3 separate regions of the Homo sapiens genome follow, and regions 1 and 3 are each linked to region 2. A link is a loop called in an ENCODE intact Hi-C map of the cell type or tissue named here. Cell type or tissue: PC-9. All regions are shown on one strand. Links, peaks and the distances in the headings refer to the core of each region. The heading gives the core; the rest is flanking DNA.

What was found. A loop is a pair of places that touch in the nucleus more often than their neighbours do. Peaks named below come from ENCODE experiments on the same cell type or tissue, not always from the same donor. Only the 100,000 strongest peaks of a DNase experiment are listed, where the experiment ranks them.
Region 1: it touches region 2 in a loop (7-fold over the local background); 2 of 110 quality-filtered maps call a loop at or near these places.
Region 3: a loop joins it to region 2, with 5 times the contacts of the local background. A loop is called at or near these places in 34 of 110 quality-filtered maps.

Annotation. Positions count from the first base shown.
Region 1 is chr10:84,330,496-84,341,023 of GRCh38, reverse strand. The region is part of intron 1 of CCSER2 (coiled-coil serine rich protein 2); the gene reads right to left. Among named protein-coding and RNA genes, the nearest start is that of CCSER2, 7.2 kb to the right of the region's middle. RefSeq lists enhancers at 7,018-7,067, 10,415-10,494. In PC-9, for the core only: no CTCF peak of the experiment used is centred there; DNase peaks (open chromatin) are centred at 3,653 and 4,433; H3K27ac peaks cover 1,170 bases.
Region 2 is chr10:84,523,884-84,534,411 of GRCh38, reverse strand. No RefSeq gene overlaps it. Among named protein-coding and RNA genes, the nearest start is that of CCSER2, 200 kb to the right of the region's middle. RefSeq lists enhancers at 8,290-8,789, 8,790-9,291. In PC-9, for the core only: no CTCF peak of the experiment used is centred there; DNase peaks (open chromatin) are centred at 2,901, 5,591 and 6,761; H3K4me3 peaks cover 595 bases; H3K27ac peaks cover 2,300 bases.
Region 3 is chr10:84,423,768-84,434,295 of GRCh38, reverse strand. CCSER2 (coiled-coil serine rich protein 2) reads right to left here. Exons shown (of 10, transcript NM_001284240.2): 5 at 8,403-8,565. Among named protein-coding and RNA genes, the nearest start is that of CCSER2, 100 kb to the right of the region's middle. In PC-9, for the core only: CTCF peaks have their summits at 3,969 and 4,169 (motif pointing left); a DNase peak (open chromatin) is centred at 4,165.

The DNA of each region.
Region 1 (10,528 bases), core at 1,087-9,086, 190 kb after region 2:
GGTACATGAGAGTAGGAAAAACACTGTTTTTCTTTCCTATCTTCTAATAGTGCCCTAAATATTCCACTATTACTGTATTACCATACTTATCACATTGTATCATAATCATTTGTGGACTCGGACCTTCTCTTGTTCAGCCTCTTATTACTAACACTAACAAGTCGGGAACACAGGAAGTGGCCAAAAAACGTTTGTTGAACTCAGTAACTCATCAGATGTAGAAGTAAGACCTACAGATACTACAGAGAAACCTAAATAACTTGTAAGATGGTGACAGAGAAAACACTAATGGAGAAGCCAAGAGGGGGATCAAGTTTAGGGGATGAGTGTCAGGGTAAGAGGATGGTTAAGGTCAACATCCAAATAGAGACGTCAAAGAGGAAAAAAAAAAACCAGAGAAGGAAAAAAATTCAGACAAAAATAGAGATATGGGATAGAAAATAAATCATCAACAAGTCTCATTATTTGCTCATGAAAAGAAATATTTAATAAATATGAATTTCCTAAGACTTTAGGATATGACTGTGTTTAAGAACACTATTCGAATTGCTTATGTATATTCTGTACAAATTGAATGGCGTAAATTCCCAACCAAATGGGTCAATCAAAACTGGGTCAACATTGGATAATTATTTGCTTTACTCATTCATTCAACAAAAAATTTATTGAGTGTCTATAAGTGGGGGCAAGAGAGCAACCTGTCACGAAAACAAACAGTAAAATACAGCAAATACTATAACAAAAAAACCTCATAATGTTAACAGGAACACAAGTAACAGAATATAATGAAGGACAGATGGAAGAGGCATAATGAACATATGTCTAGCAGCTTTCCTGGAAGAAGAGGCATCTATGTTGGGCTCTTAAAAAGATAAAGTGATGGCCAGGTGCAGTGGCTCACACCTGTAATCCCAGCACTTTGGGAGGCCGAGGCAGGAGGATCACCTGAGGTCAGGAATTCAAGACCAGCCTGGCCAACATAGTGAAACCCCGCCTCTGCTAAAAATATAAAAAATTAGCCGGGCGTGGTGGCATGCACCTGTAATCCCAGCTACTCGGGAAGCTGAGTCAGGAGAATTGCTTGAACCTGGGAGGCGGAGGCTGCTGTGAGCAGAGATTGTGCCTTTGCACTCCAGACTGGGCGACAAGAGTGAAACTCCGTCTCAAAAAAATAAAAAAATAAAAAAGATAAAGTGATTTAATGAGAAGGCTGAGAAGATGAATGGTATTCTACAAAAAAAGAAATAGTGGCCAGGCACGGTAGCTCATGCCTGTAATCCCAGCACTTTGGGAGGCCAAGGCGGGCATATCACCTGAGGTTGGGAGTTCGAGACCAGCCTGACCAACATGGAGAAACCTCGTCTCTACTAAAAATACAAAACCAGCCAGGCGTGGTGGCGCATGCCTGTAATCCCAGCTACTTGGGAGGCTGAGGCAGGATAATCACTTGAACCCGGGAGACAGAGGTTGCGGTGAGCCAAGATCACGCCATTGCACTCCAGCCTGGGCAACAAGAGTAAAACTCCGTCTCAAAAAATAAAAAATAAATTTAAAAAAAAAAAAAGTAATAGTATGTGCAAAAGCAGAGAGATGTCAAAGCATTTCTCATTTTCATGGAATCTCCTCTTGGAGTACTATCTGTATGCTAATAAAAAATCTGATCTTTACTCTGTAGTCCTATGGTAAGAAACATCACATGTGCATTAGAATCCCCTGGAGAGGCTGGGCACAGTGGCTCACGCCTATAATTCCAGCACTTTGGGAGGCCAAGGTGGGAAAATTGCTTGACACTAGGAGTTCAAGACCAGCCTGGCCAACACAGCAAGACACCCTAGGGAGCACTCCAGATCCCCTAAAGCATGTGCAGGCAAAAGGTAGGTAAACAGGCAAAAAAAAAAACAAAAAAAAAAGAAAAGAAAAGAAAAAATTAACTTCTGTAGAGAATAGGGAGCCACAGAAGATTTTTTTTTAGCAAAAACAGAACCTGGTCAGATCTGTGTTTCGGAAATCCAAAACTTGGGGCATGGATCAGTGGCTAAGGGAAGAAAATCTGGAGAAAGACCAATGAAGAGGGTTAAGAAGCAACTGTAATGATGCTCCAACACTAAATATTGACTACTATTTACTTAAACATAAATGAACCACGAAAAGAGGCATATAAAGTGCTATAACTGTAATATGTGCTTTCAACACAGTTTCTGAATTCATCTCAAACATCAACTCAATAATCATAAGCAGTTACAGTAAAATGAGATCAGGTACATTAGGAAAAAAAGGGGTGGTAGAGAAGAGTAGCTGTCAAAATTTCCCTGGAAAAGTTGCTCATTTGTTCTGCAATTTAACTTTTATTTTTAAAAAGGTAAAACTACCATAACAAATAGGTTGCTAAATCAAAATTTTGAAGCTACTACAAGGCAAGCACTGCACAAAACTGCAGTACAGTCCATCATGATGATGATGATGGACCTTGAGTGCACAGATGAGGATAAAGTTAATTTCATTTACGTTTCAACGACGTAGATCCTGCATTTTTTTTCTCTGTTGAAACATTTTGTTAACTACATATATTTGTATTGTGAAAGTAAAAACTTGGGACCCTAATTTCACTATGCCAAAAGAAAAAAAAGTAAGCTGGAAGCTGAGTCACAAAAGAAGCTGCTTTTCCTTTTGTTTTTTGTTGGGGTTTTTTTGGTTTGTTGTTTTTGGGGTTTTTTTTTGTTTTTTTTTTTTTTAAGTTTTTCTTTGGAGTTTCTGTCTTGTTGCCCAGGCTGGAGTGCAATGACGTGATCTCGGCTCACTGCAACCTCTGCCTCCCGGGTTCAAGCAATTCTCCTGCCTCAACTCAGCTTCCCAAGTAGCTGGGATTACAGGCATGCACCACCATGCCCGGCTAATTCTGTATTTTAGTAGAGATGGGGTTTCACCATGTTGGTCATGCTGGTCTCGAACTCCTGACCTCAGGTGATCCAACTGCCTCAGCCTCCCAAAGTACTGAGATTACAGGCTGAGCCACCGTGCCCAGCCCCCTCTCCTTTTGTTTCTAAGCTGATAGCTACAGATAAAAAGTTAAATGTGTCCACGGGTAACTACTCAGTGTTCACCTTAACAAATACATAACCAACTATTCCCCTACCTGCTCCTTTTCCTTCGCAACATGTGGATTCAGTAATGTGATAATACCCTCTCTCCTGCCCCTCCAGCCTGCTTTTTCCATTTAAATACCGAAGCCCTCAAAATCATCTTTGGAGAAAGACAGACTTGTCTCCCTGGCATGCATCCTTAACCTTGGCAAAATAAACTTCTAAATTGATTGAGACCTGTCTCAGATACTTTTTGGTTTACAGTATGTAAATAAGAATACAAAAAAAGAAGAGCATCCATCTTTTAAAAAACAATTCCTTGACTGGACATCCCCTCCAGCTACCACCCTGTTATTTAGCTTTACTTTACAGCATACTCCTTGAAGAAACTGTCTATCCCAGCAGTCTACAATTCCTTTCCTCCAATTCTCTCTTAAGCCCACTCCAATCAAGTCTTCACTTCCACCACTAAACCAGAAACAACTTGTTAAGGTCACCAATGATTTTCATATTGCTTTATCTTAGTCCTCAATCTAATAGCATCTGACACAGCTGATTACTCACTCGCTCCTTCTTACAACATTTCACTTGGCTTCACTGATACAACTCAGTCTTAATTCTCTTCCTTCTTTATAGGCGTGCGGCTTCTTGGTCTCCTCTGCTAGTTTCTCTCCCTCTGAAAACATTACAGGATCCCAAGGCTAACTTGTGGGACTTCTCCAGCCACATTCACTCCCTAAATTATTTTAATCCATTCTCGAGGCATTACATACTATCTCTCTGCTAATAACTGCAAATTTATATATCTCTAACCCAGACCTCTGCTGTGAACTGCAGACTTGTGCATACCCAGCTCTCTTCACCATATCTCCACTCAGATTACTAACTTAAAATGTCCAAAACTGAACTCGTTACTTCCCCCGCTAAAACCCTGCTTCTTCTGCGCTCTTACCCATCTCAGGAAATGTTAACTCCATTTGTCCAGTTTTTCAGGCCAAACTCAGCCCACATTCAATCCATCATTAAATTGTTGGCTCTGGCTTCAAAATGTATACAAAATGTGGGCACTTCTCCCAATCCCTGCCTAAAATCATCATCTCCCACTTAGGATTACTGCTGCGCCTGCTAAATAATCTCATTATGCGCCACCCCTACATAGCAGCTGAGAGTTCTACTTATAACAAGTCAAAACTCTGGTGGCTCCCCACCTTTTAAAAGCCAGTCTCACTGGCCTACAATGCCATATATGATCAGGCATATCCCCCCAACCCAACCCACCTCTCTGACCTCATCTACCAATCATTTCCCCTCAATGCCTGCACTGGCCTACTTGCCACTCCTAGAACAGGTCAAGCAAGCTTCAGCCACAGGATCTTTGTATTCCAGTTCTATCTTCATCAAGTACTCTCTCTCTCCTAATATCTGCATAGATCACATTCTTTCTTCAAGATCTCTGTTCAAATACTAGTTTTTATTACAGCCTTCCCTAACCACCTTAGATAAAACAGCAGCATCACCCTCACATGTTCTTTTCACCTCTTCCTGCTTTTTCTCCACAGCAATGTAATAGATGACATATTACACATATACTTATTTTCTGTATCTTGTCATTAGAATGTAAGCTCCACAAAGGCAGAAAATTTGTTTTGTTGACTGAACTATTCCTAGCAAGTGCTCGGAATACATTTCTTGAATGAATGAATGAGAAAAATCCAGACTGAGAATCTATTCTCTAAGCCAGGATTGAAGGAATTTAGAATGTAAAACATCTCAAGTCCTGGAAAAACATGACTGCAAGAAAGGCCACAACAATGGCCAAGTCTACATCTCTAGCTAGTACCAATAATAAATAAAGGTTGACAAGCCATACCATACTACTCCTAAAATGAGGAAAATATACCTGAGAAAAAATTTTAAATAAGGAAAAGAAACAAAACAAAACAGAAAGATGGCCATCCCTGCCTCCCCACCCCGAAAAGAAATATCACCTGGATGTTTCCTATAAAGTGGCCTACCAACTCTGACCAAAATATCATCAAGTCCATTCTACAGACTTAAATAGCTATTATGAATAGTCCCTGTTTTTCTAAGCTAAGATCTTCAGAGAAAATTATTATATAACTCCCAACCCTAACACTGGCTGCCAAGAGATAATGGTCAGAGAAAGCTCTCAAATTGCCCTAAAGCACTCAGGCTGCAACGAAATATCATTAATATGATGACAACAACAATTCAAAGTACCTTCTGGTATCTGTCTTGCTTCTTTGTCCCTAGCGTATTCACTAGGGCCTTCGTCATCAAAGGTTTTGCAATCTTGACATGGGGGCAGTGTTGGGGAGGAGGGTAGGCAACTCAAAAAAACAGGACTGGAATTTAATTTTGCATTTTAAAGAAAAGCAGGGCCAGTTGTGGTGGCTCACACCTGTAATCCCAGCACTTTGGGAGGTAAAAGCAGGAGGGTCATTTGAGCCCAGGAGTTTCAGCCCAGCCTGGGTAACATGGGGAGACCCTGTCTCTATGGAAAATTTTTAAAATTAGCCAGGCATGGTGGTACATGCCTGTAGTCCCAGCTACAGGTTGAGTACAGGTTGGGAAGCCAAGGCAGGAGGATAGCTAGAGCCCAGGAGGTCAAGGCTGCAGTGAGCCATGATGACACCACTGCACTCCAGCCTGGGTCCAGAGACCCTGTCTCAAAAAAAAAAAAAAAAAAAAAAAGAGAGAGAGAGAAGTAGAATGCTGGGGAACAGAAAACACTTGCTCAGATACAAGATGTCACTGGGCTTTTCAATACCAGGCACCAAAAGAGAGATCACAGAAGGACCAAAACCCTGAGATGCCCATCGTTCCTCAGCTAAAGAGCCATGCCTTGCATTTCTATTCTCACACACAGAACTCAAGATACAGGGTAGGAGACCATGCCAAAGTGAACAGCTGGGAGCAGCGATGGCAGGGAGGAGAGCAGTAACAACTACCATAACAAAGGGAAGGAAGGAGTAATCCCTCATGCTTTTTCTCTTTTCCCTTTCCCACTGTCCTTATCAAGGACAGAAACAGGGTAGATGAAAACAGGAGAAGGCAGAGAACAGAGGGTAAGGATGGCCTGAAGCAAATGGTTGTAGAAAAAAATCAATAGCAAATTCCTTTACCAAGTAACTCTTTGAAAAACAGACATATGAAGTAAGTTAGGAGCTGACCAAGAAAATTTAAAACAAGCCCCTGTCTTACGTAGCTATAAAGTACAAAGAAAACAGAGATTCTTAATTATTTGGAATAATCTGTGGCATTTTTAAGACCAACAGTCTTCAAAGATGATCCAACTATACTGAAACTAAGCTACTGATCAACTTGAAAAAATAAACAGGTAAAAAACTTCAGTGCTCATGGATCCAACCTTTAAGAATCCTCTGGCTTCCCAATGGCTCCAAACCTTAATATAATCAACCAGAAGTCTTTAAAGGTAGAGAAGTAACTCTAGGACATTCCAAACCAATCAACTCATCAGAGAAGAGCTAAAAACTCAGAAATTACATCTCACATACTATGATTGGTCAATTCACTTAAAAAGAAAGGACTGTTCTCATTGGTTGATCTCAATAGGCTGAATCACACCCCAGCATCAGCACCTGTAGCAAGCAGAAGTCAGAAGCCAAAGAGGCAGAAAGCCATCAGATACTCAGAGAAAACTTAAGTAGTCAATAACAACGGAAAGACAAGTTCACCCTATACAACCACAATCAGCTTATGACAGCAGGGCACACCAACCACAACTGTTTGTAGCCTGAGGTGGCAGCATTCTACATGCTCATGTCTGTGCTAATACTTCCCTACCCCTCTGCCTCCTCCCTGATGGCTCTTCCCCCATCCTCCCTGACAGCTGTCACATTCTAGAGCTACTCTTCCTCCACCCACTCTTTCATTTTGGTAATTTGGTGTTTCCCAGTTCAGTCTCTTGACCTTTCTGTATTATTTCATCCTATATTCACTCATTCCTCTACTCAGTCCCTATCTTTGACAAGCACACAATCCAGTGGGGGAGACAGATATGTTACTAGAATAGGTACAATACATCACAGTCAACGCTGTGAAAGAAATATAACAAAGTGCTGTGAGCACATATTCATCTGTCATTACCCCACTCAATGTCTTCCAAATCAATACACTGCCTTCCCACTCTGTTGTGTATCAGTTACTAATTCCTATATATTTCCAAAATATCCCGATCTCCACTTCCACCTCAAGGTTTAGCCTTCATTTCTCACATGAATATTTCAACCACTTCCTATTATAAACATAATTCAATATATAGCCACATTGTCACATGAGCAATCTCCCTAAAAGAGATAACATACCATATCATCCCCTTGCTTTGCAACACCTAATCTTTCCAATGTCTAAGAAATGAAGTCCAAATCCTTGGCATGGATAATAAGATAATACTTTTGAAATAGCATCTTTTAAAAGCAGGCTGACTGAGTTCCAGTTCCAATGCTTACTACCTATGTTATCCTTGGCAGGTCACAGTCTCTATATTTTCATATCCACAAAATGAGGATACTAAAAGAACCTACCTCCTAGGGTTGCTGTGAAGATTAGGTAAGAAACTCCATGCCAAGAACCAGCAAAACACCCAGCACTCAATGTTAACTATTATCCTGGGATGTCTCATCTATCTAGAATGGGAGTAACCTGCTCCCCAGTGGGAGCAGATTACTAAGGTTTCCTTTCATATATTTTAGAATGATTAGCAATAAGAGTTAAAGACAACCCTCTGGTTAATCTTGAACAGACAAAAATTTCAATTAACCAATATATTGCTGTCATAAAAATGTTAGTTTAACTAAAACTTACCATAATTTATTAAAAAACAAGTACACATTTGTATTAAAGTTAGGTTATTTTGTTTTCCTATTTAAGTTCAGAAAAAAGAATGAAAACATAATAATGTAGTTTTCTATAATATAAAATACACATAAATGAAATTTTATCTCAGTTGTATATTAACTTTCCAAATATATATACATAACAAAATGAATTCTAGAAGCTTAAGAAAATAAAAGTATGCATCAAACAGGTACATGGCATTCATTCTCAAAAAACACAATCAAAGGACAAAAATCACTGACTTTTTTCTTTTATCTTTTTTCTTTAAAATAGAGATGGGGGTCTCACTATGTTAACAGCCCAGGCTGGTCTTGAACTCCTAGGCTCAAGCGATTCTCCCGCCTCACCCTCCCAAAGTGCTGAGATTACAGGTGTGATCCACCACACCCAGCCACACTGATTTTTTAAAAAAATATATAATATAGGGATTACCCCATCTCTATTAAAAATACAAAAATTAGGCAGGCGTGGTGGCGCGTGCCTGTAGTCCCAGCTACTGGGGAGGCTGAGGCAAGAGAATCGCTTGAACCCAGGAGGCAGAGGTTGCAGTGAGCCGAGATGGCACCGCTGCACTCCAGCCTGGCAACAGAGCAAGACTCTGTCTCAAAAAAAAAAAAAAAAAAAAATATATATATATATATATATATATAAAAAAATAAATTTAATAATATAAAATCTATAAAGCCTACAATAAGAAAAAATAGATCAGAAATGTTTTTCAAGAGATTAATATATTTATGATGTTAGTGCTAATGAAAATTGGTGAGAAGATTCCAATAAATTTATGGACGATGGACAAATAAAGGAGAAAATAAAACTAGAAGAATACTGCATTTGCTTGTCTATTATGGACTATGATGTTAAACTGCAAGGAACCTTATCCTCATTTTTAAAAAACAAACTTTTAAAAGCAAAAACCTATAAAGTATGATAGAAATGGTCAACCAAACTCTACTGGAGTCTGTAAATCAATATCTTTTAGAAGTAAATCTAGTAATATTTTTCAGAATTAACAAAACCTTCATACCCTCTGACTTTGTAATACTGCTCCTGGGCCTTTAGCCCAAAGGGAAGAAGCAAAATGATAAACAGCTATATACTAACGGCATTATCTGCAAAATAGTAAACAATCTAGATGTCCAATTATTAAGAAATGACATTGTAACACTGTATAATCATCTAAAGGTATAAAAACTATAGCAAAAATAAAACATCAAATATGAAAGCAAATATTAAGCATTATGTGTATGCTTTATCATATAAAACCACTGATATGACAAGAAATAAGAAGAAAAATTAAGTTTGTTTTGATTTTTAAAATTTCTTTGACCATTGTTTGTAAGATAAAAAGCCTTTTGGAATTGGTCAGGCCCACACCACTAAGTACACATTTCAACTTTTTAGAGACAGCCACAATCATCAATTTTTTCCCCCAAAATCCTATCACATAGGAGTAAGATAGGCTCCTCTCACAGACAAGCCACACAAGTAATTTTAGCCATGCTATTAGCCAGCTGCAACCTTCTTATATTAAAATCTCATTGTACCATCAAAACTTAACTGTATGTGAGATGTCCATATGGTGATCAGAAGCCACTTGTTATGGGGCATCTGGAGAGAGCGCCCCAAGCACTGAAGTTAAAACTATCTGGCTGAGAGGAATAGTGAAGGTTAGGTTTCTCCCATATCCCCAAATGAATTATCATGTTTCTCAGCCACAAGGGTTCTAAGTCCCTAGGAGTGGCAGCCATGTATTCAAAGAGGGAGAAAGTGCAAGCAGATTTGCACTCCCTCTGAAAAACTGGCAGCTCCTTCATTTCACCCCAAAGCACCATGGAGTAGTGAAAAACACACAATGATGAGGTCAGGAGATATGAGATGTAGGTGAGCCTAAGCAATCTCAAACAAGTTGTCTTTTTAGGCTGAGTTGTTTAACCGTAAAATTTTTAAAGTTGAACCAAATAATCTGTTAATTCTTTCAAGTTCAATATTCTATTGACCCTTTTTTCAGAACACATCCAAGTCGCTCACAACTCCCATTCAAATTGTAAAACAATTAAGATTTAGAATTAGGAGACTGGGGGCAAAAGTGAAATACACAGATGGTCAAAAGACCTGGACTGTAATCCCCGCCATCCCTTTCTACCTGCGTGACTTTGCGCCTCAAAATAAAGTTGTAGGACCAATGAAGCAGCAATCTTTATTGGTCATGCCCTTTTTATTCCTGTATCATAAAATGGATTTTTTTTAACATAACTGGGGTTTCATTCCTAACCAGCCTACAATCCCAGCACTTTGGGAGGCCGAGGTGGGCGGATCACGAGGTCAGGAGTTTGAGACCAGTCTGGCCAACATACTGAAACCCGTCTCTACTAAAAAAAAATTAGCCAGGTGTGGTGGTGTGTGCCTATAATTCCAGCTACTCAGGAGGCTGAGGCAAGAGAATCGCATGAACCCAGGAAGCAGAAGTTGCAGTGAGCCGAGATGAGGCCATTGCACTCCAGCCCAGGCCACAGTGCAAGACTCTGTCTCAAAAAACACAAAAGAAACCCCAAAACCTGGTGGAG
Region 2 (10,528 bases), core at 1,944-9,943:
ATTCTGGGGTCTGGAGGAGGGTGGCCCTCTTCTTACAGCTCCACTAGGTGGTGCCCCAGTAGGGACTCTGTGTGAGAGCTCGACCCCATATTTCCCTTCTGCACTGCCCTCACAGAGGTTCTCCATGAGGGCCCCACCCCTGCAGCAAACTTTTGCCTGGAGATCCAGGTGTTTCCATACATCCTCTGAAATCTACACAGAAGTTCACAAACCTCAATTCTTGACTTCTGTGCACCTGCAGGCTCAACACCACGTGGAAGCTGCCAAGGCTTGGGGCTTGCACCATTTGGAGTCACAGCCCGAGCTGTACCTTGGCACCTTTTAGCCACAGCTGGAGCAACTGGGACACAGGGCAGCAAGTCCCTGAGTTGTACACAGCATAAGGCCCTGGACCCGGCCCAGGAAACCCTCCTACGTCTCTGGCCTGTGATTGGAGGGGTTGCCTTGAAGTTCTCTGACATGCCTTGGAGACATTTTCCCCATTTGCTTGGTGATTAACATTGGACTCCTTGTTACTTACCCAATTTCTGCTGCCGGCTTGAATTTCTCCCCAGAAAATCGGTTTTTCTTTTCTATCACATCATCAGGCTGCAAATTTTCCAAATGTTTGTGCTCTGCTTCCTCTTGAACACTTTCCTGCTTCAAAATTTCTTCCACCATGTTTGGGCGTGGTGGCTCATGCCTGTAATCCCAGCACTTTGGGAGCCTGAGGCAGGCGGATCACCTGAGGTTGGAAGTTCGAGACCAGCCTGACCAACATGGAGACACCCCATCTCTACTAAAAATACAAAATTAGCCAGGCGTGGTGATGCATGCCTATAATCCCAGCTACTCGGGAGGCTGAGGCAGGAGAATCGCTTGTACCCGAGAGGCGGAGTTTGTGGTGAGCCGAGATTGCACCATTGCACTCCAGCCTGAGTAACAGGAGTGAAACTCCGTCTCAAAAAAAAAAGAAAGAAATTTCTTCCACCAGATACCCTAAATCATCTCTCTCAAATTCAAAGTTCCACATATCTCTAGGGCAGGGGCAAAATGCTGCCAATCTCTTTGCATAGCAAGAGTGGCCTTTACTCCACTTCCCAACAAGTTCCTCATCTCCATCTGAGACCACCTCAGCCTGGACCTTATTGTCCATATCACCGTAAGCAATTTGGTCAAAGCCATTCAACAAGTCTCTAGGAAGTTCCAAACTTCCCCACATCTTCCTGTCTTCTGAGCCCTCCAAGTCTCTAGGAAGTTCCAAACTTCCCCACATTTTCCTGCCTTCTTCTGAGCCCTCCAAACTGTTCCAAGTTCTGCCTGTTACTCAGTTCCAAAGTTGCTTGCACATTTTCAGATATCTTTACGGCAGCATCCCACTCTCAGTACCAATTTACTGTATTAATCTGTTTTCATGCTGCTGATCAAGACATACCCAAAACTCGGTAATTTATATTAATGGACTCACAGTTCCACATACCTGAGGAAGCCTCACAATCGTGGCAGAAGGTGAAAGGCACATCTTACACAGTGGCAGACAAGAGAGAGAATGATCAGGGAAACTCCCCTTTATAAAACCATAGATCACGTGAGACTTATTCACTACCATGAAAACAGCACAGGAAAGACCTGCTCCCACGATTCAATTATCTCCCACTGGGTCCCTCCCAGAACACATGGGAATTATGGGAGCTAACATTCAAGATGAGATTTGGGTGGGGACACAGCCAAACCATATCGTAAGCACAGTAAGTCTCAGGATACAGGATCAGTATACAAAAATCAATTGCACTTCTATGTATAAACAATGAACAATCTGAAAAAGATATTAAGGATACAATTCCTTGCACAACAGCAACAAAAAATAAAATACTTAGGAATAAATTTAACAAAAGAAGTATAAGATTTTTACACTGAAAATTATAAAACATTGCTGAGGGAAATTTTAAAAATCTATATAATTTTAGAGACATTTCATGTTCATGGATCGGAAAATTCAGTGTTGACAAGATGACTATTCTTCCCAAACTGAATAGTTTCCATGCAATTCCTATCAAAATTCCAGCATGCATTTTTGCAGAACTTAACAATATGATCCTAAAATTTATATGGACTTATAAAAGACCATGAATAGCCAAATAAATTTTGAAAAAGAAGAGCAAATTTGGAGGACTTTAATTTCCTAACTTCAAAACTTACTGTAAAGCTATAATACAATTATGAAGACAGTGTGGTCTGGTATGAGAACAGATGTATGGATCCACAGAACAGAGCTGACCATCCAGACAATAAATTCTTTTATTTACATTCAATTTACTTTCAACAAAAGTGCCAAGAGAGTGCCTTGGGTAAAGGATAGCCCTATTAACCAATAGTGGTGAGACAATTTGGTATCCACATGCAAAAAGATGAGCTTTAACCCCCACCTCATTCCATACACAAAAATTAACTCAAAGTGGATCACAGACTTACACGTAAGAGCTAAAACAATATGACTTTTAGAAGATGACATAGGAGAAAACCCTCAAGGCCTTGGGCAAGGCAAAAATTTCTTAGATATAACACCAAAAGCAAAAAACAAAAGAAAAAAATTGATAAATTTGACTTCATCAAAATCAAAAAACTCTTATGCCCCAAAAGACATAGACAAACAACAGACTGAGAAAATATCTGCACAACACGTATCTGATAGTGACTTGTATCTAGAATATACAAAGAATGCTCATACTTGATAAGCAAGCCCATCAAAAACCATGGACAAAGATTTAAATGGATATTTCACCAAAGAAGGTGTATGAATGTCTAATAAGCAAAGCACATGAAAAGATGCTCATTGTATTAGTCATTAGGAAAACACAAAGCAAAAGCACAATGAGACACCATTTCACATGCAGCACAATGGCTATAATAAAATATACAGTAACAAATGTCAAGAATGTGGAGAAATGGGAACACTTATACATCGCTACTAGGGACATAAAATGGTGAAGCCAACTTGAAAAACAGTTTGGCAGCTTCTTAACAAGTTATACATCAATTTTTCATATGATCCAGCAAATTCCACTCTTAGGTATCTACCCAAGAGAAACAAAAATATATTGAAATGGCCTCATTTTCTGGGGTGCCACCTGAAGTTCTTTGTCTCACAGCCGAGGAAATCAAGGACACATACATGCCAAGGGTGAGGTTACAGCAGAAGTTTAATAAGGGAAAGAAAGAGAGAAAGCTCTCTGCCACAGAGAGGGGTCCTAAAAAAGGGTTGCTGTTTCACAGCTGAGTACAGAGGCTTTAAAAGAAACCAATGAGAGCTGCATGTCTCATTTGCATAAGGCATGTATTTCTGGTAGCTCCACCCCATCCTCCTGAGAGACAGGACTACCTGGATTTCCTAGGCCGATTAAGAATCCCTAAGCCTAGCTGGGAAGGTGACCACATCCGCCTTTAAACAAGGGTCTTGCAACTTAGCTCGTACTCGACCAATCAGGTAGTAAAGAGAGCTCACTAAAATGCTAATCAGGCAAAAACAGAAGGTAAAGAAATAGCCAATCTTCTATCGCCTCAGAGCACAGCGGGAGGGACAATGATTGGGATATAAACCAGGCATTCGAGCCAGCAATGGCTACCCACTTTGGGTCCCCTCCCTTTGTATGGGAGCTCTGTTTTCACCCTATTAAATCTTGCAACTGCACGCTGTTTTGGTCCATGTTTGTTATGGCTCGAGCTGAGCTTTCGCTTGCCATCCACAACTGCCATTTGCCACCATTGCAGACCCGCCGCTGACTTCCACCCCTCTGGATCTGGCAGGGTGTCCGCTGTGCTCCTGATCCAGTGAGGCGCCCATTGCTGCTCCCGATTGGGCTAAAGACTTGCCATTGTTCCTGCATGGCTAAGTGCCTGGGTTTGTCCTAATCGAGCTAAACACTAGTCGCTGGATGCCACGGTTCTCTTCCATGACCCATGGCTTCTAATAGAGCTATAACATTCACCACATGGCCCAAGATTCCATTCCTTGGAATCCGTGAGGCCAAGAACCCCAGGTCAGAGAATAAGAGGCTTGCTGCCATCTTGGAAGTGGCCTGCCACCATCTTGGGAGCTCTGGGAGCAAGGTCCCCCCACAGTAACATTTTGACAACCATGTAAGGACCTCCAAAGCGGTGAGTAACATTGGACCACTTTCACTTGCTATTCTGTACTATCCTTCCTTAGAACTGGAGGAAAATATCAGGCACCCATCAGCCTGTTAAAAACGATTAGCGTGGCCGTGGGACTTAAGACTCAGGTGTGAGGCTGTCTGGGGAAGGGCTTTCTAACAACCCCCAACCCTTCTGGGTTGGGAGTGTTGGTCTGCCTAAAACCAGCTTCCACTTTCAATTTTCCTGGGGAAGCCAAGGGCCGACTAGAGGCAGAAAGCTGTCGTTCTGAACTCCCGGCATTAACCAGTTGAGATCATGGTGCAGCCAGAAGTCTCTATTCAACAGTCGCCCATGTGTGCGCCCCTACCTTTCCTTCTGACCCATACCTCCTGGGTCCCAACCACAACTTTCTTGAAAGTGTAGCCCCAAAATTCTCCTTACCTCTGAATCTACTTCCTCCAATCCCTGCCTCCTAGGTAATAATGGTTCAGACTTTCATTTCCTCTAGCAAGTTGTATTTCCAAAGGGATCTAAGGAAGCTCTACTCTGCATCCATAGGCCCCTAGGCTATGAACCCAGAGAGTCTTGTCCCTGTTGTCCCTCCCAATTTAGGCATACAGCTCTCAACATAGGCAGTTATATGGGACCTGTTCCCCACCACCCTTGCCAGGCCCCCATGTTTGTAAAGGGCTAGGAGAAAAGAGAGAGAGAGAGAGAGAGACAGAGGGGAGAGAGAGAGAGAGACAAGGAGGGAGTCAAAGAGAGAAAGAAAGAGAAAGATAGAAGTAGTAAAGAAAAAAGTGTGCCCTATTCCTTTAAAAGCCAGAGTAAATTTAAAACTTATAATTGATAATTGAAGGTCTTCTCCATGACCCTATAACACTCCAATACTACCTTGTTGTCAGTGAAAACAAGGGCATAGCCTGAAAACACTGAGACCACTGACAACCCGTAGCCTTCCTATCAAAAATCCTTAACCCAGTAACCCGCGGATGACCCAAATGCATTCAGTCTGTAGCAGCAACCGCTTTGCTAACAGAAGAAAGTAGAAAAATAACTTTTAGAGGAAACCTCATTGTGAGCACACCTCACCAGTTCAGAATTATCCTTAGTCAAAAAAGCAAAAAGGTAGCTTACTAACTCAAATCTTAAAGTATGAGGCTATTCTGTTAGAAAAAGGTGACTTAACATTAACCACTGAAAATTCCCTTAACCCAGCAGGTTTCCTAACAGGAGATTTAAATATTAATTACTAATCAAAGGTCTGACCAGACCTAGGAGGAACTCCCTTCAGGACAAGGATAGATGGTTCCTCCCAGGTGATTGAGAAAAAAAAACCACAATGGATATTCAGTAATTGATAGGGAGACTCTTGTGGAAGCAGAGTTAGAAGAATTGCCTAATAATTGGTCTCCTCAAATGTTAGAGCTGTTTGCACTCAGCCAAGTCTTAAAGTACTTACAGAATCAAAAAACTCTATCTCAATCCTGACTCAAAAGGTTACCTACACCCTCTCTGAAACGAATTTGCACAAGAACTGTTGTTTATGGGAATGCATCCTGATGGGGCAACTGGGTTGTTATGAAATACTCAGGAACCCAGCCCTGCTCTAGGACTCATCCCTGAGCACAAAGGCAATGTTGGGCACACTGGTAAAGGACCATTCGAATCCAGCAGCCCAGACCCCTTTCTTTGTGGTCAAGAAATGTGGGAAAAAGGATGCAGGACTGCTACGTCGGTGAGCGTAACTAATCTGATAAGCAGAGGTCCATGGGTGATTATGCACCCTGGAAAGGAATAAGCATTAGGACCATAGAGGACGCTCTAGGACTAATGCTCATCAGGAAATGACTAGGGGTGCTGGCCTCCCAAGGTTGTCTTTTTTTTTCAGATGGGAAACATTCCCCCCAAGACAAAAACTACCCTAAGATGTATTCTGGAGAATTCAGCCTGGTCAGAGTGTATGTACCTTTTTCCCTGTCAGACTTGAAGCAAATTAAAATAGACCCAGGTAAATTCTCAGATAACTCTGATGGCTATATTGATGTTTTATAACGGTTAGGACAATCATCCTTTAATCTGACATGGAGAGATATAATGTTACTGCTAGATCAGACACTAACCCCAAATGAGAGAAGTGCCACCATAACTGCAGCCCGAGAGTTCAGCGATCTCTGGTATCTCAGTCAGATCAATGATAGAACGACAACAGAGGAAAGAGAACAATTCCCCACAGGCCAGCAGGCAGTTCCCAGTGTAGACCCTCATTGGGATGCAGAATTAGAACATGGAGATTGGTGCTGCAGACATTTACTAACTTGCGTGCTAGAAGGACTAAAGAAAACTAAGCAGCAGCCTATAAATTATTCAATGATGTCCACTATAACACAGGGAAAGGAAGAAAATCCTACTGCCTTTCTGGAGAGACTAAGGGAGGCATTGAGGAAGCATACCTCTTTGTCACCTGACTCTATTGAAGGCCAACTAATCTTAAAGGATAAATTTATCACTCAGTCAGCTGCAGACATTAAAAAAAAAACTTCAAAAGTCTACCTTAGGCCTGGAGCAAAACTTAGAAACCCTATTAAACTTGGCAACCTCGGTTTTTTATAATAGAGATCAGGAGGAACAGGTAGAACTGGACAAACGAGATAAGAAAAAGGCCACTGCTTTAGTCATGGCCCTCAGGCAAGCAGACTTTGGAGGCTCTGGAACACAGAAAGTCTGGGCAAATCGAATGCCTAATAGGGCTTGCTTCCAGTATGGTCTACAAGGACACTAAAAAAGATTGTCTGAATAGACATAAGCCGCCCCCTCATCCATGCCCCTTATGTCAAGGGAATCACTGGAAGGCCCACTGCCCCGGGGGACAAAGGTCCTCTGAGTCAGAAGCCACTAACCAGATGATCCAGCAGCAGGACTGAGGGTGCCGGGGGCAAGTGCCAGCCCATGCCATCACCCTCACAGAGCCCCCGGGTATGTTTGACCATTAAGGGCCAGGAGGTTAACTGTCTCCTGGACACTGGCGCGGCCTTCTCAGTCTTTCTCTCCTGTCCTGGACAACTGTCCTCCAGATCTGTCACTATCCGAGGGGTCCTAGGACAGGCAGTCACTAGATACTTCTCCCAGCCACTAAGTTGTGACTGGGGAACTTTACTGTTTTCACATGCCTTTCTAATTATGCCTGAAAGCCCCACTCCTTTGTTAGGGAGAGACATACTAGCAAAAGCAGGGGCCATTATACACTAGAATTAGGAGAAGGAAAAAGGGTAAATATATATATACAGACTCTAAGTATGCTTACCTAGTCCTCCATGCCCACGCAGCAATATGGAGAGAAAGGGAATTCCTAACTTCCAAAGGAACACCTATCACACATCAGGAAGCCATTAGGAGATTATTATTGGCTGTACAGAAACCTAAAGAGGTGGCAGTCTTACACTACCAGGCTCATCGGAAAGGAAAGGGAAATAGAAGGGAACAGCCAAGCAGATATTGAAGCCAAAGGAGCCTCAAGGTGAGACCCTCCGTTAGAAATGCTTATAGAAGGACCACTAGTATGGGGTAATCCCCTCTGGGAAACCAAGCCCCAGTACTCAGCAGAAGAAATAGAATGGGGAACCTCACAAGGACATAGTTTCCTCCCCTTAGGATGGCTAGCCACTGAAAAGGAAAAAATACTTTTGCTTATAGTTAACCAATGGAAATTACTTAAAATCCTTCACCAAACCTTTCACTTAGGCATTGATAGCACCCATCAGAGGGCCAAATCATTATTTACTGGACCAGGCCTTTTCAAAACTATCAAGTAGACAGTCAGGGCCTGTGAAGCATGCCAAAGAAATAATCCCCTGCACTTCAGGCCATACACTTCAATCCCTGTATCTTTAACCTCCTTGTTAAGTTTGTCTCTTCCAGAATGGAAACTGTAAAACTATAAATGGTTCTTCAAATGGAACCCCAGATGCAGTCCATAACTAAGATCTACTGCAGACCCCTGGACTGGCCTTCTAGCCCATGCTCCAATGTTAATGACATCGAAGGCACCCCTCCCAAGGAAATCTCAACTGCACAACTCCTACTATGCCCCAATTCAGCAGGAAGCAGTTAGAGTGGTCGTCGGCCAACCTCCCCAACAGCACTTGGGTTTTCTTGTTGAGAGGGGGTACTGAGAGACAGGACTAGCTGGATTTCCTAGGCCAACTAAGAATCCCTAAGCCTAGCTGGGAAGGTGACTGCATCCACCTTTAAACAAAGGGCTTGCAACTTAATTCACACTTGACCAATCATGTAGTAAAGAGAGCTCACTAAAATGCTGATTAGGCAAAAACAGAAGGTAAAGAAATAGCCAATCATCTATCGCCTCAGAGCACAGCGGGAGGGACAATGATCGGGATATAAACCCAGCATTCGAGCTGGCAACGGCTACCCCATTTGGGTCCCCTCCCTTTGTATGGGAGCTCTGTTTTCACTCTTAAATCTTGCAACTGCACACTGTTTTGGTCCATGTTTGTGTTACAGCTCGAGCTGAGCTTTTGCTCACCATCCACCACTGCTGTTTGCCGCCCTCGCATACCCGCCGCTGACTTCCACCCCTCCGGATCTGGCAGGGTGTCCGCTGTGCTCCCGATCCAGTGAGGCACCCATTGCCACTCCCGATCAGGCTAAAGGCTTGCCATTGTTCCTCCATGGCTAAGTGCCCAGGTTTGTCCTAATCGAGCTGAACCCTAGTCGCTGGGTTCCACAGTTCTCTGCCGTGACCCACGGCTTCTAATAGAGCTATAACACTCACTGCATGGCCCAAGATTCCATTCCTTGGAATCCATGAGGCCAAGAATCCCAGGTCAGAGAACAAGAGGCTTGCCGCTATCTTGGTAGCGGCCTGCCACCATCTTGAGAGCTCTGGGAGCAAGGACCCCCTGGTAACACTCCTAATGTGCATGTGGGTCCTTAGCTTGAGTTACTCCACATTGTTTTGTTCCCCTTACTGTGCACGTGTCAGGGGACAGAATTTTCCATTGCAGGCATGTCTAGACAAATCTCCTGTATAGCCGCTCTTATCTGTGAGGCTGTGGGCATGTCTCAGGCTAGCCCCACTGTGCAAGGTCTCTTATCTGTGCCTGCAGGCTGTTCTTTTGTCTGAAAGAACTCAACCCAGGACCCCCCTTAATTGCCTGCCTGATGGGTTTCTTCCTTCCTCCTCTCTCAATATGTCCAAAGACTTACACATAAACGTTGCTAGCAGTAGTATTCATAATTGCCAAAAATTAGAAACAATGTAAATGTCTACAAACTGGTGAATGAATAGACAAAATAAAGTATGCTCATATAATGGAATATTATTCAACAATAAAAATGATGTGATTCATGCTATGATTTTTGGTGAACTTCAAAATTGTTATGCTAAGTGGAAGAAAGCAGACACAGAGAATACATCTGATATGATTTTATTTATGTGAAAGGTCCAGAAAAAGCAAATAAATAGAGACAAAAAGTAGATGATGCTTGGCTTAATCAAGAGGGGGCAGAGATTAACAGTTGGGGTAATGGAAATATTCTAATATTCTAAATGGCAAAGGTTGCACACTTGGTAAACTTACTAAAAAATCTTTTTTTTTTTTTTTTGAGACAGGGTCTCACTTTGTCACCCAGGCTGGAGTGCAGTGGTGTAATCACAGCTCACTGCAGCCTTGACCTCCTGGGCTCAAGTGATCCTCCCACCTCAGGCTGTCAAGTAGCTGAGACCACAGGTGCATGTCACCCCAGGCTCAGCTAATTTTTTTATTATAAAAAATCTCTTAATTGTATACTTGGAATAAATTATATATGTAAAATGTGCTTCAATAAAGTAATGACTCTTCAAACAAACAAACAAACAAAAAACAGTAAAATGAGACCACACAGCTTTTGAAAACTAACCTACTTGAAAAAAAATGGTTTGGCAAGCACAGTGGCTCATGCTGTAATCTCAGCATTTTGGGAGGCCAAAGTGGGTGGATCACCTGAGGTCAGGAGTACAAAGCCAGCCTGGCCAACATGGTAAAACCCCAGTCTCTACAAAAAAAAAAAAAAAAAAAAAATTAGCCAGGAGTGGTGGCGGGCGCCTGTAATCCCAGCTACTCAGGAGGCTGAGGCAGGAGAATCCCTTGAACCCGGGATGTGGAGGTTGCAGTGAGCCAAGATCGCACCACTGCACTCAAGCCTGGGTGATAGAGTGAGACTCCATCTCAAAAAAATAAAATAAAATAAACATTTAAAAAATGGCTTATCATCTCACCAGTGAGTGTTGAGTGGGGATGGGGATGGGGTGGCTTACAGGGCCTGATGCCTTATGCAAAGATGTGTCTTCAAATGTAATTTATAATGTGTAATGCAAAGGACTGAGGGAAACTGGGCAAAATTCTTTTGACTATTG
Region 3 (10,528 bases), core at 628-8,627, 99 kb after region 2:
TTTTAATCTCAGAATTTGAGATTTCAGATTCTGAGAAGATGATGCAGTTTCCACATTAAAAAATAAATCTCAGAATGGGAGGTAAAATCACTTTCTAAGACTAAAGACACAAATCCAGGGGCAAATGTGTAAGAAGGGTAATAAAAAATAAGAGATGAAGGGGGAATTACTGGCCATAATCCCCCACATTAAGTTGATACATTTGTACCTCTGTATAAATTTTAACATTCATGAATTTCTAACAGAAACTCCGGTAGTGAAAGCAACATGAAGACTGCAAAGCTGCTGTGGCATGAACACACTAGAATGCTAGTAGCCATGTGTTAGTGAAGTGAGATCTTATGTGGCCGATCATAGCCCAGGCAGGCAGGTAAATATGAAGAAATGAACCATTAGAGATATGGGTGAAGGCAAAAATGAGTTCAGTGGTTTCAAAGGCATGAGAATGAAAGCCCACTGTCTCCAATATTATCTAACCTTGCTCTTTAAGTGCTGCCAATAAAATCAACAAGATAAAAAAAAAGATGCAAACTAGAGAAAAGAATCTTGAAGAGATAACCGTCTTTACCCACTTAAACTGAATTCACATACAGTAGCAGAACCTGATATTAAACCCACAAGCATACAAATCATTGTTGCATAATTATTTAATGCAGTTTTAAAGGAATTTCTCCAAATTCTATGGCTACACCCATATACTTACAAATAACTTTATTCTTCCCACTCCCAACAGAACTTCTTGATTACTAAGATGTGTGATTTCATGCTAATCTAAAAGTTTGTGATTTATAGGTTAGACTGGCAAGTGCAGATGTTTGTATATCTGTGTGTGTATACTTGTGTATGTGTGTGTGTGTGTGTATGTGTGTGGGGTGGGGAGATTTTTCTTCTTCATTTCTTATGTAACCTGAGTCACAGTTTTGATTTCATAAAATCATTAGTGTTTCATCACCATTAATAAAAACTTTATACTAAAAGTTAAATGTACGTATTTTTATGTTTGTGGTAACATTTTAAGACAATCCCAATCAAAATTTCAGCAAGTTATTTTGAGGATATCGGCAAGGTGATTCTAAATTCTTTATTAGAACAGGCAAAAGACCCAAAATATCCGAAACAATATTGAAGAAGAAGAAAGTCGAAGGCCTAACACTACTCAACTTCAAGACTTACTATACAAAGCTACAGTCATCAAAATGGCATGTGTGGTATTGGCAAAAGAACCGACATATCAACTGAATACAATAGAGAGCTCAGAAATAGACCCACATATACACAGTCAATTGATCTTCGACAAAGGAGCAAAGGCAATTCAAAACAGAGTATAAAAGATAGTCTTTTCAACAAATGAGACTAGAAATGGACATCTACAAACAAAAAGAATGACTTTAAATCTTTCACAAAAATTAAGTCAAAATGGATCAAAGGCCTAAATGCAAAATGCGAAACTATAAAATTCCTATAATATGAAAAGGGAGAAAATCCAGGTGACCTTGGATTTGGCAATGAGTTTTTTGGATATAACATGAAAAGTGCAACCCAAGAAAGAAAAAATGGATGTTGAAAATGTTAAAAATTTTTGAAAATCTGTCCTGCAAAAAGTACTATCAAGAGAATAAGCCACCGACTGGAAAAAATTATTTGCAAAACATATATCTGATAAAGGATTGGTATCTAAAATATACAAAGAACTCTTAAAACTCAACAAGAGAATAAACAACCCAATTTTAAAATGGGCAAATAGCTAGAGGCCATTATTCTAAGCGAATTAACGCTGGAAGAGAAAACCAAATACCACATGTTCTCACTTATAAGTGGGAGCTAAACATTGTACTCACAGACATAACAATGGTAACACAGACGCTGGGGACTACTAGACAGGGGAGGGAAAGAGGAGCAAGGGCTGAAAAATTGTTGGGTACTATGCTCACTACCTGGGTGATGGGATCATCTGTATCCCAAACCTCAGTATCACATAATATATCCATGTATATGTGATACAAACCTGCGTATGTACCCACTGAATCTAAAGTAAAAGTTGAAATTATAAAAAATAAAATAAAAATAAGCAAAGATCTGAACAGACACATCACCAAAGAAGATATACAGATGGCAAATAAGCATGTGAGAAAATGTTCAACATCATTTATCATTAGGGAACTGCAAATTAAAACAACATTGAAATACCACTACATACCTAATAGTTAATGTCCAAAGCATAGTACCAAATGCTGATGAGGATATGGAGCAGCAACAGAAGTTCTCATTCATTGCTGGTGGAAACGCAAAAGGGTAAAGCAACTTTGGAAGACAGTTTGGCAGTTTCCTACCAAATTAAACATATGCTTCCCATATGACCCAGCAATAGTGCTCCTTGATATTTACCAAAATGAGGTGAAAAATGTACGCCCGTGCAAAAATCTGTATATAAATGTTTACAGCAGTTTTATTAATAATTGTTAAAACTTGGAAGCAACCAAGATGTTTTTCAGTAAGTAAATGAATAAACAAACTGTAGTACAGCCATACAACAAAATATTATTCAGTAATTTTTTTTGAGACAGGGTCTCTCTCTGTTGTCCAGGCTGGAGAGTGGGGTGATCTCGGCTCACTGCAGCCTCAACCTCCTGGGCTCAAGTGATCCCCCCACCTCAGCCTCCCAAGTAGATGGGACTATAGACACGTGCCACCACGCCCAGCTAATTTTTTTGATTTTTTTGTCAAAACGAGGACTCAATATGTGCCCAGGCTGTTCCTGAACTCCTGAACTCAAGCTATCCTCCTGCCTTGGCCTCTCAAAGTGCTGAGACTGCAGGCATGAGCCACTGCACCTGGCTAATTTTTTTTTTTAAATGAGATGCCACAAAAATATATAGAGGAACCTTACATGTATTTTGGTAAGTGAAAGAAGCCAATCTGAAAAGACTATCTACTATCTGATTATAGCTCTCTGGCATTCTGGAAAAGGCAAAACTGTAGAAACAGCAAAAAGATCAGTATTTACCAGGAGTTCAGGAAAAGAAGGGAGGGATGAATAAGTGGAACACACAGAATTTGAAGGGTAGTGAAACTATTCTGTATGATACTGTAATGGTATGGCATTATACATTTGTCAAGGCCCATAGGATATACAAAACAGAGTGAACCCTAATATAAACTATGAATTTTAGTTAATAATAAAATATCAATATTGACTCATCAATTATAATACAATCATGCAAGATGTTAATCATAGGAGAAACTGTATCTAATGGAAGGTGAGAAAGCATATGAGAACTCTATTTTTGCTCAATTTTTCTGTAAACCCAAAGCTGCTCTAAAAAATAAAATCTATTAGTTAAAAGGAAAGAAAGAAAAATAAAGCATGACAAATGAAGAGAAACACTGCCAGAATAACAGAGATTTCTAAAACTCCATTCCTCCATTAAAGCACTAAGAACACTGGCAAATTTGTCAAAATCAACTTTTTCAGAACTCTAGAAATCAGCCAAATGCTTGCAACAACTAAGGAGCATTTAATCAATAAAAACTGCTGAATCTCAAAGAAACAGCAAGCTCTGTGGCATTTTAATTTATCCAATAGCCACACCCATCTCCTTACCTTTGTGGTAGCTTGAGAACCAAAAGCATTACAACAAGCATGGCAGCTATGAAATCCAGCAGTCACTAGAGATTGGGGGACAAAATGGGTTTAGAACTCTCCAAAAAGCACCACTCCCAAAGAACTGCTATGATTTGATCTCCCTGGCCGCTCCCTAGAAAAAGCCCATTCTCAGGAGTTGGTTTGAGCTGATTCAAAGCTTGTTCGGTAATTCCCTTATCCCTAGTGCACTGCTTAAAATCTCAGCTGCCTGAAATGGCAATATCAATTGGGACAAACAAGAAGCTGACCAAAAATCATAAAAGGAAAACCTGAGGAAAGAAATGTCCACAAGAGGCTTTGAAATGCTCCAATATAGTCTTGGGAATAGAGAAGAACATATACATGTATAGGCTGTGTATGTACATGCCAAGGAAATACCAGAGAATCCCCTAATCTTCCACCTTTGGCTGACTTTGAAACTCTAAACAAGCAGGAAGTGAAGGCCAAGGCAGAGCTGCAAACTACTTACAGGACTGCAGGTGTGCCTAAGCTGCAAACTACTTACAGGGACTGCAGGTGTGCCTAAGCAAACACACAGAGCCCCCTGGTGGAGGCTGGGAGACTTACTAGTTCAAGGCATTCAATGAAATCTCCATCCAACCATTAGCTGACCACTAATCAAACCAAGCAAAGACGTCAAATATTTTTTTAAAATACAGACTTTTTACAGAATCTGTCTAGAAAAGTCAGTAAACAACCACAAAAAAACACAACAACAAATCCTGGCCAGGGAGAAATCTGATTTAAGTAGTTTTCACATTATTTGTATTTTTTTTTTTTCAAATTTTTTGTGACAAGCAAGGAATGATGCTCATACATTCCCGTAGTTAAGTGGCCAGAGCGAAGTGGGGAGGGGCAGAAAGAACGTAACTAATGACCAAACATGTCCCAAATTTGATGAAAAACATTAATCTGTATATCTAGGAGGCTCAACAAACTACAGATATGATAAACTAAAAGAGAGGCGCATTATAATTTAACTGTTGAAAGCCAAAGAAAAAGTGAAAATCCTTAATGCAGAAAAAAAGCTGGGGGGGGTGGTGGTGGCAGGGCGGGGGGACTCATCATGTGGAAGACACGCTCAGTAACATTAACAGCCGATTTCTCATCAGAAAGCATGGGAGTTGAAATATTACAAGGAACACTGCCAACCAAGAAGTCTACATCTGGCAAAACTATCCTTCAAAATAAAAGAGAAATTAAGACATTCCCAGATAAACAAAAACAGAGAATTTATTGCTAACACACCTTCCCTACAATATATAGTGAAGTTGGAGACTTGAACACCTCACTTTCAATAATGGACAGAACAATTAGAGATATATGAGAAGCAGAAGATTTAAGCAACATTATAAACCAACAAGACCAAAAAGACATCTACAGAATATCTATAAAAATTAAATTAGCAATCCAAAAAACTGCCACAAAGAAAAGCCCAGGCCCAAATAACTCCACTGGTCAATACTACAAAACATTCAAAGAAGAATTCACAAAAATCCTTCACAAACTCTTCCCAAAAGTAGAAGTGAAAGGAATACTTCCCAATTCAATCTGTGTGGTCCTGATATCAAAACAAGACAAGGATATCTCAAGAAGAAAAACAAAACAAAACTACAGACCAGTATTTCTTAAGTGTGTATATATATATATATATATATATATATATACACATACACACACAAAAAAAATCTTCAACAAAATACTAGCAAACTGAATCACACAACATACCAACACAACACGCAACATACCAAAGTATTACTCCACATTAGTAGAATGAAAGCGGAAAAAAAAGATTATCTCCATAGACACAGAAAAAGTAATTGACAAAATCCAACACCCTTTCATGATAAAAACACTCAACTATCCATGAATGGAAGGGAACTTCAAACTGATAGAAAGTATCTTTTAAAATCCACAGCTAACATCACATTAACAATAAAATATTTAAAATATTTATTTTCCCCCCATATCAGAAACAAGACACACCTATTGGCTTTCACCACTTCTACTCAACAGAGGTTGTAGCCATAGCAATTATGCAAAAGATAAAAAGACATTTTTATCCAAAATGGAAAGGAAAAGGTAAAAACTATTTGCAGATAACATATCTTGTATATAGAAAATCCCACAGCTGGGGTGCCCAAGCCCCTAACCAGGGACCAGTACCAGTCTGTGGTCTGTTAGGAGCCAGGCCACACAGCAGGAGGTAAGCAGAGGGCATGCATGTAAGCATTCCTGCTTATCTGACAGGAGCTCCACCTCCTGTCGTATCAGCGGCAGCATTAGATTCTCATAGGAGCACGAACCCTATCGTGAGCTGCGCATGCAAGGGATCTAGGTTGAACACCCCTTATGAGAATCTAACTAATGCCTGATGATTTGAGGTGGAAGAGTTTCATCCCAATCCCAAAACCATCCCCCAACCTCCCACCCATGGCCTGTGGAAAATTTGTCTTCCAGGAGACTGGTCCTTGGTGCCAAAAAGGTTGGAGACCACTGTCCTACAGGACTAAGCAAACAGAGGGTTAAATGACTCATGTACATGAACACTGCAGCCACTCAGGACTGCAGCAAAGCTTATAATAAAGAGGGAAAGTGGGCTAAGGGCCAAGCCTTTTGTAAGCTCCAGGTAGGAACCAGTAAAGAAGAGTTGATACAGCCAAATGCCCTAAGTCTCAAAAAATGGGACTTACAATCACTTCCTTTAGAAGTGACAATGAGAAATGAGGACAAAAACCCCATCTCTAAACAGTGAAGTATTAGGGTGACTGGAAAATAAGAATCTTTGGTGTAAAAATGTTACTGGGGAAGTAGTATATTTGGGAAAGAGCTAGGTTTCAGTTATGATTAGGAGAATGTAGGTGAAGAGATGAAGAATGTGAGTTTGCTAGGATATGAGAGAATTCCAGATAGCATATCAAAAGGTGTAGAAAAAAAGGAGGTCTGGGCAGAAAAGAAGAGAGGAAGATTAGGCCAGGTAAAAAGACAGAGCAGTATTACGATGAGAACATGAGTGGATGTATTAGTTCTCAACCACCAGTCTTCCCAACACCCCTGAGTTACGGATAAGGCATGATCCTATAACTAATGACAATAATAACGGGAGTTAAGGGACAGAAGAAAGCGAAGCAATACTCAGGAAGTTTTAGAATGGAAACAGGACTTTTGCACATGCAATATTGAAAAGGCCCTGGGGCTAGTATACCCAAACCTTTCTAATATTAAGGCACAGAGAGAAATTAATAGTTTTAAGGTATGCTGGGGTAAGGCTCGTCTTAGAGGAGGTTTCTTTTTGTACCACCCATTCCATAACTTGCTGAGGTGGATGTAGGTGTCTCAAAACCAGCACCAACACCCCAAAGATTGAGAGTTTCAATAAACGGATCAATCTATAACCATTCACAACAAACCAGTGTACCTCAGCCCAATTGTTGGGAAGTTCTGTGCTAAGTCAGTCAAATTAGCAACCCCTAAGAATGCTGTGCATTTTTCCCTCCTCAGTAAGAATCACTCATGTGGATGATCCACACCATAGTCCCTTAAAATACACTAAGTAGAAGGGATTTGTGATCATATGTTTTGGAAAATGGCTACATATTATATTTTTTACCACCTTTTGCAAAATCACAGTACTATATTTATACACAAAAGCACAATTGAGTCCACCATTTAAAAAATGTTTATGATCTATTCATTCTCATACTAATTTGACCAGGGACCCTCTCTTTTCTTACAACTGCTGACATCCAAGGAACACAGTTGTTTGAAAATGTTGCTTAACTTTTCTGACAAATTAATTCAGGAAAAAAACACATCCTTTATCTTATGCGTACTGTATATGTTGTAATAAATCAAATTTTATTCTTTGCTTTTGCTGCAAAGAATCTTAGAATCAATTTTTTCCCTCACTTTAGGAACTACACAACACCATGTTTTTCTTCCATTATTTCTTTAAACCAATTGTACTATTTGTATTGTAAATGCACTCCAAAATGACCTGAAATCCCTGTGGAATGAGATAAGAAAGTGAAAAGGAAAAACTAATAACTTCCACAGAGTGCCTACTGTAAACTAGACACTACTCTAGGCACTTTTATCCCTGATTCTCAAACACTGAGATAAAGATATTATTAATTATGTTTTAAAGATAGTAAAGTGAAGCAGAGACGGTTTAAATAAATTATCTAAGCTTGCAAAGCTAATCTGCGCCAGGTCAGGTTTTGATTCCAGGTTTGAATGACTACGGAGCCTCATTACAAAATAAGATCTGACCAATTTAAAGACTATCCTCTACTTTGAAAAAGAAAAGACTAAATAGTACCTTCAGCACTAAACAGTACCTTCTTCTGTTTTTAATGGTACTTGTGGAATTTTTAAATTTTAACTTATTACATGAGCAAAAGACCAATCACTTGGCACTAATTTTAAATATTATTTGGAAAAACTAAGAAATTTAACACAGTTAACATTTAATCATTTCCAAATGACAGCTAGAAAATCATACCATAACTTGAAGTCCAAAAAGCAGATATAAATAGAGTATTTATATTTAAGATAAAACTAATGAAAAAATATTTGGGCCAAAAAGAACAAATTAGACATATTATTCCAATTAGTACCACATAAAACTTGAAGTGCTTTTTGGTGCCTCTAAAAACAAACCAGACAAAAACAGGTTTTTTGAGGGTTCTGGGAAAGGGAGAATTATAATTCAAAATCAGAGGACAGCAAATGAAATCTAAGTCAGAACAGTACTTACCTGCTCAAGTCACTTTTTCCATGGTGATGATAGTGGTCAGGGTGGCTGAGGTGGTAATGCTCCTGTCCACTCCACCTCTGGGGTGGCCTTTTCCAAAAACCTTCCTGAGGCTGCCGAACATTTCTGTCTGGTCGGTCAAAGCGGTTCATATTGTCACACTCCACTAGACAGATTCAAAAGCAAAAGACTATAAACATGTACATACTCCATAAAAGTTGACTCTTATAGCTTGATAATTAAATGCTGTAAATCAAATAAAAATAATAGTTTAAAAATATCAGCCATTTATGTTAATCACAATATCAAGATTTCTAAAAGCATAACCAGTTCTTCTGGTGAAAACTGAACTTAATATTATTCAAAATGAAGTAAATTATAATACTTTTACATTACAGTCATGTAAACAATTAACTGCCACACTGTTTTAAAACAGGCAAATTAACCTTGAAATCAACATTATACATTTTAAACACTCATAATCAGTTTTAGGTGGTTTTCATCACTGTCACAAGTTGGCTCTGATTTCAGAATGAAAATGACAGGAAACAGCAGATTTTTAAGAGAACTCATTCCTATAAAGGACTGCTACAATTAATTTTCACTGATCTCAAGAAGCACAAATTAACTTTTCATCACAAACAAATCACACTTTTAAAATTAAGCTCACATTTTCGGAAAGTAAGACGCTTCAATCTGCCTGCAGTAAGAGCTTGTTCAAAAAGTCTAAAATGCCACTGAAAACAAAGCCAGTAGTTTGCAGCAACAAACAGTACACTCCCTTAAACCCAAATACCACAAAAACACGAAAAGAATCTCTTTGAAACACCCCAAGCTTCTTCACTTACCCAAATACTTTTTCCTCACATATCTGAGCACTCACTAAGAGAGTTACTTTGCACAAGGGAGACATTGTGTTACCGGCTGCCTACTCAGACATAGTTGTACCCAAGGCACTGCTGAACAGGCCTTCCTTCCTGCTCAAAACCCAGCCCTCCCTGTGGGAAGCAAGCCCAGTTTGCCCTGTGACTCCATCTTCACTCAGTGCTTACATAGCTACTGACTTAGGACGGTTACTAAAAATACTGCTAAACACTAACCCAAGCCACAAAACAGGAAAGGTTTCTCTAGTCTGAGAACTACTACATGAGAAAGTTCAAGTCCTGCATGTTCAGAATTCCTTGTAATAAAAAGCTATAAAAATCAACATAATCCCCATTAAAAAAAAAAACCTCGCTTATTTAAATTACTGTTTCACTGAACCAAAAACCTGAATTTGAAACATGACGAGTGTTTCATTACAGTATACCAGATAAAAACAAACTTTGGCATTCCAAAAAAGGATATTGTAGTTTTAAAAGTATAGATGTTCAGTTCTCATATATACTGAATTCATTTTAATGTATTTCCTCTAAATGTATAACAATTTAAAACATTTTTAAAAGGACACTGAAATTTTGTTTATATTCATTATAGTCACCTTGAGGAAGAAGAAATATACATTTAATAATGTGAAAAAAGAATTTTTGTTCATGTTTTAAAAGAAGCCTTACATTTGAACTTATTTCAATTTGTTGTCATCTTACAGGAATAAACCAAGTTTTTTTTTTTTTTTAAGTTCAGTTATAGAAAACTTCACAAATAAAGGCATGGTGACCATTATGTCCAAAAATGTCAGAAGTAGAAAATAAGATAGCAAAAGAAAATTTAAAGTAATCATCTCGAGAAGGTTTTTCTTTTTGTTTGAGACAGGTTCTCAATCTGTCACCCAGGATAGAGTATAGTGGTGCAATCATAGCTCACTGTAACCCCAAACCCCTTAGCTCAAGTGATCCTTCCACCTCAACCTCCACAGCAGCTAGGACTACAGGCACAAGCCGCCATGGAGAGTCTTTTTTTTTTTTTTTTTTTTTTAAGAGATGGGGACTTGCTATGCTGGCCAGGCTGGTCTCAAAATCCTGGCCTCAAGGGATTCTTCCACCTCAGCTTCCCAAAGTGCTGGGCTTACAGGCATGAATCACCATGCCCAGGCTTCAAGATTTAAAATTGCTTTTAGCTTAGTGCCTTTAGCAACATCATATATAAATTCATATTTGTATTATATTCATAGATTCAGTTAAGACCCAGTT